Linked DNA regions of Mus musculus: all the other regions are linked to region 2. The links are chromatin loops, found by intact Hi-C in ENCODE. Cell type or tissue: heart. All regions are shown on one strand.

Evidence for each region. Peaks named below come from ENCODE experiments on the same cell type or tissue, not always from the same donor. Only the 100,000 strongest peaks of a DNase experiment are listed, where the experiment ranks them.
Region 1: it touches region 2 in a loop (2.0-fold over the local background); 8 of 42 quality-filtered maps call a loop at or near these places.
Region 3: a loop joins it to region 2, with 6 times the contacts of the local background. A loop is called at or near these places in 36 of 42 quality-filtered maps.

The regions. Positions count from the first base shown.
Region 1 is chr7:79,193,528-79,196,027 of GRCm38, reverse strand. No RefSeq gene overlaps it. Among named protein-coding and RNA genes, the nearest start is that of Mfge8, 46 kb to the right of the region's middle. In heart, no CTCF peak of the experiment used is centred here; a DNase peak (open chromatin) is centred at 1,347; H3K27ac peaks cover 909 bases.
Region 2 is chr7:79,139,724-79,142,223 of GRCm38, reverse strand. It overlaps Mfge8 (milk fat globule-EGF factor 8 protein), which reads left to right. Exons shown (of 9, transcript NM_001045489.1): 6 at 435-579. Among named protein-coding and RNA genes, the nearest start is that of Mfge8, 8.1 kb to the left of the region's middle. In heart, no CTCF peak of the experiment used is centred here; a DNase peak (open chromatin) is centred at 1,173.
Region 3 is chr7:79,227,760-79,230,259 of GRCm38, reverse strand. No RefSeq gene overlaps it. Among named protein-coding and RNA genes, the nearest start is that of Gm39040, 19 kb to the left of the region's middle. In heart, a CTCF peak has its summit at 1,532 (motif pointing right); a DNase peak (open chromatin) is centred at 1,569.

The DNA of each region.
Region 1 (2,500 bases), 54 kb before region 2:
AAGACTTGATGCTTAAGGTCATGGGCACAGTGTTTTTAAAGGTTGAAAAAAAAAAAAAACCAACCCAACCCAACCCAACCCAACCCAAAACAACCACCACTACCACCACCACCACCACCACCACCACCACCACCACCACCACCACCACCACCACCACCACCATGCAGAACACAACTGTATCAATCCTAGTTGAGGGTGAGAGTAACCTTGCTACATCTTTCAGACATAACACAACAATTTTCATTTGTGCCCTTAACAGTTGTTTATGCTTGATTTGTACAAACACTACTTACATCTGGACCATGGTCAGGGTCATGGAAAACCCCAAATTTGTTGCCAAAAGTAGAAGTGGTTATTGAGGGGGTTAGAGAGATGAGAAATATCTAAACTGACACAAAATGGAGTCAGGACAAGATGGTGTCACCATAGGCACTTTAATATTACAGATAGGGAAATCGAAGTTGATTTGAACTTGGTCTGGTCTGTGCTTAGTTAGGACTGGCCCTTCCCCTGTTCACTGGCTGTGACCCCTTGCTCATTGTGGAGGACATCCAAATAGAGACAATTTATGCACACACCTGCAAATATATATATAAATGACACCCCCTCCTGGAATGGGGGGGTCACCCTGTATTCTGCACCTGGCCTTTTTTTGCTGCCTTCCACCATTTTTTTAAAAGCTGGTGGTGAATGCAAGTTTTTCCGAATGCAAAACTGGTACCCTGCTCTCCCAAGGGGGCAAGCCCCTGGCCTGGACCCATCTATGCATCCTTTCAGGGCCTCTCATCAATGAGCCCTGAGCGGCTCTTTCTGCAACTCCTCTCTGGCCAAGAGAGCTGGGAAAGAACCAGCCAATGGCCGGGCCTGGCAGAGGGTTCGAGAATCTAAAGAGAAAAGGGTTTTGTTCTCCATCCCCCTCCAAGACTGGCAGGAGTTGGCCTGCTGGGCAGCTCCTGCCTTTCTCTCCCCTCTCTCCAACAGCACAAATACTTTCTCTTCCTGCCAAGGCCTGATGGCAGCCTGGCGGGGCCTGTGGTGGTCCCCCAAGGGCCCGGCTCCCACGCCTCACCTCCTTTTGATGGGCAGCTGTGGCAGTCCCTGCCAAGGTCTCAAGACCTGGCCTCCCTAGCAGTATACATCTGCTCCCAAGCCCGGTTGTCATTGCTGCCCTGGGAGGAACGCTCAGTGCCCATGCTCTGCGCCAGCCGCCCTGCTGCAAATTGGCTCCAAGGCCTGGAGGCAGCACAAGTGCTGGCTGGCCAGCTAACGAGCAAGTGTCATTGGTGGCTAAATGTGTATTTATGCCCGATCCACTACAAAAAGCCTCATTTGTGGCTGTCACCCCACCACCCCCCTCAACAGTCCAGCTTCTTTCTTCAGAAACAGCTCTGTCCGAAAGCTCCAGCGGAGGCTGCAGGCAGCTTCCGGTACTGGGTGCTAGTCCAGGATCCCTGCCCAGGCTCTTGGCTGGGGAAGGAGCTGCCTCCCGCTATTAAGTGCTCCCGTGGGTGTTGCTCCTGTGGTGCCAGTGTCTCTAGCCAAGATCAATTCCTTCAGTTTTCGACCTGGAGGAGGTGGTCCTGGTCTCATTCTCCAGCTGTAAAATGGACACAGGGAGGGAATCTGATGAAGATGCAGGTGTCCATCTGAAGCCGGGGCAGGCTGCAGCCGAAACTTCACAGGAGAATTTTGCTTGCAAGAGGGAAGCTTGAGAGTGAAGTGTGTTTGTCTTTCTAGAGGCTGAGGCAGAGGTAGGAGATGCAGAACAGCCTGGGATACACAGTGAGTTCGAAGTCAGCCTGTGCTGTGAAGCAGGATTGGAAAACGGGAAATGAAGGGGTGGGGGAGGGACGGATGGGGAAAGAAAAGAGGCCTTTTCCTGCTGACTGAGAGTTACAAAATTTCAACACAATTGATAAAGCCACAATTGCCTAGGAGATAGGACCATTGTGGTTCTCTAGATTTCGAAAACAAAGATGCTAAAAATAACTGCGTAGGTTGGGAACAGGTTGAGTTTATGCTATTCCTCCCTTCATCTCTAAATAAAACAGTGCCCTGGTAAAACCATGTAACCATTCCACTTAAAGCAGGAAATTCTCTAAGATTAGGAAAACAACGAAACCAGTCATGTAGTTTTACTTAACTTTTATCTTAAACTTATTATTTTTTTCCCCAAGACAGGGTTTCTCTGTGTAGCCCTGGCTGTCTTGGAACTCACTCTGTAGACCAGGCTGGCCTCGAACTCAGAAATCCGCCTGCCTTTGCCTCCCAAATGCTGGGATTAAAGGCGTGCGCCATCACTGCCCGGCTCAGTCTGCTTTCTTAAACAATCAGGGCCACTCACGCAGGGGTGACACCCCCCATAATGAGTTGGGGTCTCAAACATCAATCATTGTTTAGGAAAAAGGCCCTATGGGCAATCTGGTGGGAGCATTTTTCTCAGCTGAGATTTGACCTCTTTCCAGATGACCCTAGTTCATGTCAAGTTGACATAAAACTT
Region 2 (2,500 bases):
TAGAGGCTCAGAGTAGTAGTGCCCTGCCCTGGAAGCGGTGGTGGTTGTGGTAGATTTGGGCTCCATTCTGAACATTTCAGGGCTACAGTGTACAGTTGTGAAGGTGTAATTAACAAAGTGGGCACCGTTTACAGCACAGATACCACACAGTTCTGTACTGCTGTTTTCATAAAGTCTTTGGAGGATGTACACAGAGAGAGGCCCTCTAGAGAGCCCCACGTGAGCTGGAGTTTATGCCCAGGCCCTGCGATGACCAAGAAGAAGGTGACAGGGACACTGTTCTGATGGTGGTGGTGGACAGTCAAAGCCAGGGCTGCAGGCTCAGTCTATGTGGGCTCGGTGGAGGCTGTTCTTCCACCCACTGATGGCCTCTCAGGCACGAAGGGGAAGAGGCAAACGCGCTTCCTCCTCCAGCCCTCCCCCTTCTCTTCTAGGAGTTTTTGGGTAACCTGGACAACAACAGCCTGAAGGTTAACATGTTCAACCCGACTCTGGAGGCACAGTACATAAAGCTGTACCCTGTTTCGTGCCACCGCGGCTGCACCCTCCGCTTCGAGCTCCTGGGCTGTGAGTTGCACGGTGAGTCCGAGATGAAGCTTCCTCTGATGTTGTGAGCTGCTCAGGGGCTACCGTGGAGACTGACCCCTTGCGTCCCGCCTGGGAGTTCCAGTTATGTGCTGTCTGCCATGCCAGTCCATTGCTCTGGGCATTTTGGATGGTCATTTCACATCTCAGTATTTCTGCTTATTTTGGTTCCTGGTGCTTCTAGAATAGGCAGTGAATTCTACCACTGCAGGGGGATTGTCTGTTTTCTTTGTTGCTGTGTTCCCAGGGCCTCAAACACGTGGGTGCTTAGTAAATCTTTGATGAGGGATGAATGAATGAATGGATGGAAGGACACCTGGCTGCATTATTCATCCGAGATACCCAGCCGGGAGGTGCAAGCATAGAGCTTTCCCTGCGTCTGCCACCTGCGTTGTGTCAGCATGCAGGTGCTTCTAGGACTATCGAGCTTGGAGTTTGGTGCTTCTACAGACAGGGGGACTAGAAAGGGACAGATTTGCTGCTGAACCAGGGAGATTACTCTCTGAAGTGGACCTTCTGACCAATCCTGCCATCTAGTTAAAGCCCCACTGTCTCTTTTGAGGCTGGTTTCTCTTTGCAGCCATGGCGCCACCTGCTGGCCACATGGGGTAACTACAGGGCTGGCTCTGCTGGACTGGAGAGCTCGCCCCAGACCCGCTGGAAGCCAGAATACTTGGAATAGTCGGTTGTGCCTTCTTTCCCTTCAATGGCACTGTTTCCTGTTTCTGCATTTTAGATACCACCTAGAGCTGAGTTTTGGGTCTCACTGTTTTTTTCCCCCCTTAAGTGCTAGCGACTCAGGGGTTTGTGAATACTAGCCATAGGTGCCACTACTGAGCCACACCCAAGCCCCGGTCTATTTTGTTTTGTTTTGGTTTTGAGATAGGATCGCTCTACATAGCCCTGGCTGTCCTGAGATTCACTGTGTAGACTAGGCTGTCCTTGTGCCTTTGTCTCCCGAGTGCTGGGATTAAAGGCATATGTCATCAAGCCTACTCCCTTCCCTTTTAAAAGTATAGAGTTAAGCCAGTAAGAAGTCAAACTTGGCCCTTGTGCTCAAGAAGCCAATTGAAACAACTAAATTAATGGTCAAACGTGGGAATATGGACATATAAGGGAAGATGGACACAGATCCAGTAGTCTCTTCAAGTCCATCTTTGGGGTCCTGAACTGTGTTGAAAGTTTAAGTAGAGGGCCAGGGACACGCATGTCTAAGCAGTCCTGAGTTGTTGTCCCGCCCACTGCTGACTCATCATTGCCTGGGCTTCTGTCTCATCCTGGTCTGGCAAGTTGTTAGAATGTATAAAACCTTCAGGGAGGCAGGTTCCCCCTTCTCCAGGCACGGGATTCCTGGGTATATTTGCATCTGTTGGCAGCCATTGTTTCAGTAGTCTGATAATCAGAGAGAGAGACACACAAGTATCTTTTAGAATATTGATTTTTGCCAGGAAGGTTATCCTGCTCCCAGGGCCATTGCCTTTTGCTTCATGTGACTCCTTATCTGGCAAAGGACAGAACTCAGTCTGGTTTGGCCACTGCTCCCTGGGGTCACCCAGCCTTCACTGCTGGCTTGAGGCCTCTGGTTCTCTTAAGTTGCCAGGATAGTGTAGTCCTGAGTGATTTAAATCTTGGGGTGGGGCAATCTGAGAGTCATAACAGAGAATGAAGAGCTGTGCCCTCTGCCTCCTTCCCACCTTTCTCTGTAATCCAGGCTGTTAGCTGGAGAGTGATGATGCAAATGTGTGTGTGTGTGTGTCTGTGTGTGTGTGTCTGTGTGTCTGTGCACTGTACATGTGAGTGGGTGAGGCCCAGGTGTCCTGGGAGTTCACAAGGCTTCCCAGACCAGGGTTGTTATTTTTAGCAGACAGTGTCTTGGGTAAATTAACTGTTTAATTTAGACAGTTACTAAGTTTCC
Region 3 (2,500 bases), 88 kb before region 2:
ATTTATTATTATATGTAAGTACACTATAGCTTTCTTCAGACACACCAGAAGAAGGAGTCAGATCTCAGTACAGGTGGTTGTGAGCCACCATGTGGTTTCTGGGATTTGAACTCAGGACCTTTGGAAGAGCAGTCAGTGCTCTTAGCTGCTGAGCCATCTTGCCAGTCCAACATTTCTTTTTTCTTTATTGATTCTTTGAGGATTTCACATCATATACCCCAATCCCACTCATGTCCCAGGCCATCCACATCTGACCTCCAGCCTTGTAATTTTCCCTCAAAATTAAAATTAAAATAATATAAAACAAACCCATCTTGCCTATCCTCTGGCCATGACTTGCTTCTCTATAAATTGCAGCTATACCACACCAGTCACAGCGATTGATCTCCAGTTTCTCCACATACTTGTACCATTCTGCATCTCTGGTTTTCCCCACCTCTCCATCACACATGCATAGTTGTACTGGGGTCTGTGGTGTGTTACTCAGTGTATCCTTCTGTCAAAACAACTTTATTTGCAAATGTTCTTTGCAGTTGAGTCATTGGTCTGATTCAAGGCCCCTGGCTTCTGCCACACCATCAATACTGGATCCTCACCGGGACTCTTGGATATCTTGCAGTTGCTCAGAGTCATGGGGCTCCTACGGCTAAGACTCCCCTTTGTGATTTCCGGCAGATCATAGATTCGGATAATTCGAGTTCTTCCTGTCTCAGTCTCCTAAATGGTAGGATTACAGGCCTGTGCTACTAGGCACTGTGACATTCTTATACATGCTGTAGATGAGGGTACCAATTAGAGATTGACAGATCCTTCTGCCGGGAGGGAGTCGAACCTTACCCTAGGGATTTCAGTGAGTCCCAGAGTCTAGGACAGCAGATCTGGGACTTTTCCTAATGAATGGAGCACTGGACACTGAGCATGGATACAGTCAGAAGTGTCTAAAGCTACAGTCTCTTCAATATCAGAGCCAAGGTGGCCTGGCCTGGCTAGAGGAGCCCACACCAAAGGCCCTTGGAAGGTCTTGAAGCTTTTTATGAAGTCAGGCATACCGGCAAACACACACTCGCACACATACACGAACCCAACGGTGTTGTCACCACACTGCAAAGACAATATGTTTTATCTCTTTATGCAAAAACTCAAAACTAGTTTCTCAAGCTGTGTCTATTAACAGCACATCTGCTATCAGGAATGTCTTAGGAGAAAAGGGGGAGGGATGTGTGAAGGTAAGATATTCTCAATGCTGTAACTTCCCCAAAGGTCCTTCACATCAGGGAACAGAGTGGGGTCCAAAAAAAAGTCAGCAGCCCAGCTTGCAGCCCTTGGTAAACCTCCAATGAAAGTCAGCGGTTCCCAATAATAAAATCCCCAGCTCCCAGATTAAATCTGGGCCAAGTAAATAAATCAGCCTCTCCGGTGTGCATCTCAGCATCAGCAGTTTGGCAAAGACAGGATGGGTCCTCGGCCCAACCCAGGCTGGTTGGTACCTACAGTTAAGGGGTACCAGGTGAGGTCAAAGAGCCTGGGTGTAGCTGACCACTAGAGGGCGCCGGGGAGCAGGAAATCTCATGGTTGGGTGAGCGCCACACATTGTATCCCTCTTTAAAGATACCTAGGCAAGTGGCCAATGCTGTATAAATGGGAACCAAAGTGCATCACCCTGCGTGGTATCCCTGACTTCCGCTTCTGGGAAAAGCCAGGGAAGTCCAAGGGACTGTGGCAGTCCAAGGGACACGCATTTTCATAACTGTTCCAAATTGGACGGCTGTCCTGGCTGGTTCTCCAGCCACTGAGATAGATCCCTATTCTTCTGAACTGAGGAAGGGTCTCCGGAAAATGAGGATATTAAGTGAAGGCAGGAAAGGAGAAAAAGACAGCCATTTCTTTGCTTCTTTAAAATAATCAACCTGTGTGTGTTGTATTATTTCACAAGGTTTGCATGTTGTGGAGTAGTGGCTAAACCAGGCTGGTAACTGAGCATGGTACCCTACATCTTTGTCTTAGGAACTCTCAAAATCTCTTGGCAATTTCCAAGTGTAAGATGGATTTTCTTTTTCTTTTTTCTTTTTGAGACAGGGTTTCTCTGTGTAGCCCTGGCTGTCCTGGAACTCACTTTGTAGACCAGACTGGCCTCGAACTCAGAAATCCGATATTCCAAAGAGACAAATTTGTCTCTCAATCAGACCCAACGACCGTCAAAGAAATGACATTTCCCTGGGAATCTCATGGTGAGAAGGAAAAGGGGACTTGTCTCCTGTAAAGAGTCTTACAAGTTGCAAACAATGACCAATCAATGGAGTGGGGGCGGGGTGGGGGGAGTTCGGGGAATCACACTTTAACCTGGACTGCTGTGTATGTCTGCTCTCTATTTAAATTTTTACCACACTTTAGGACCCCAAAGATGGACTGGGGGGATGGGGACATTGCAAATTCCTTTGTCCCTCTTCTCAATGTGGCCTCATTAAATAAATCTGCTTTCCATTATTAACTTGGCTATTTT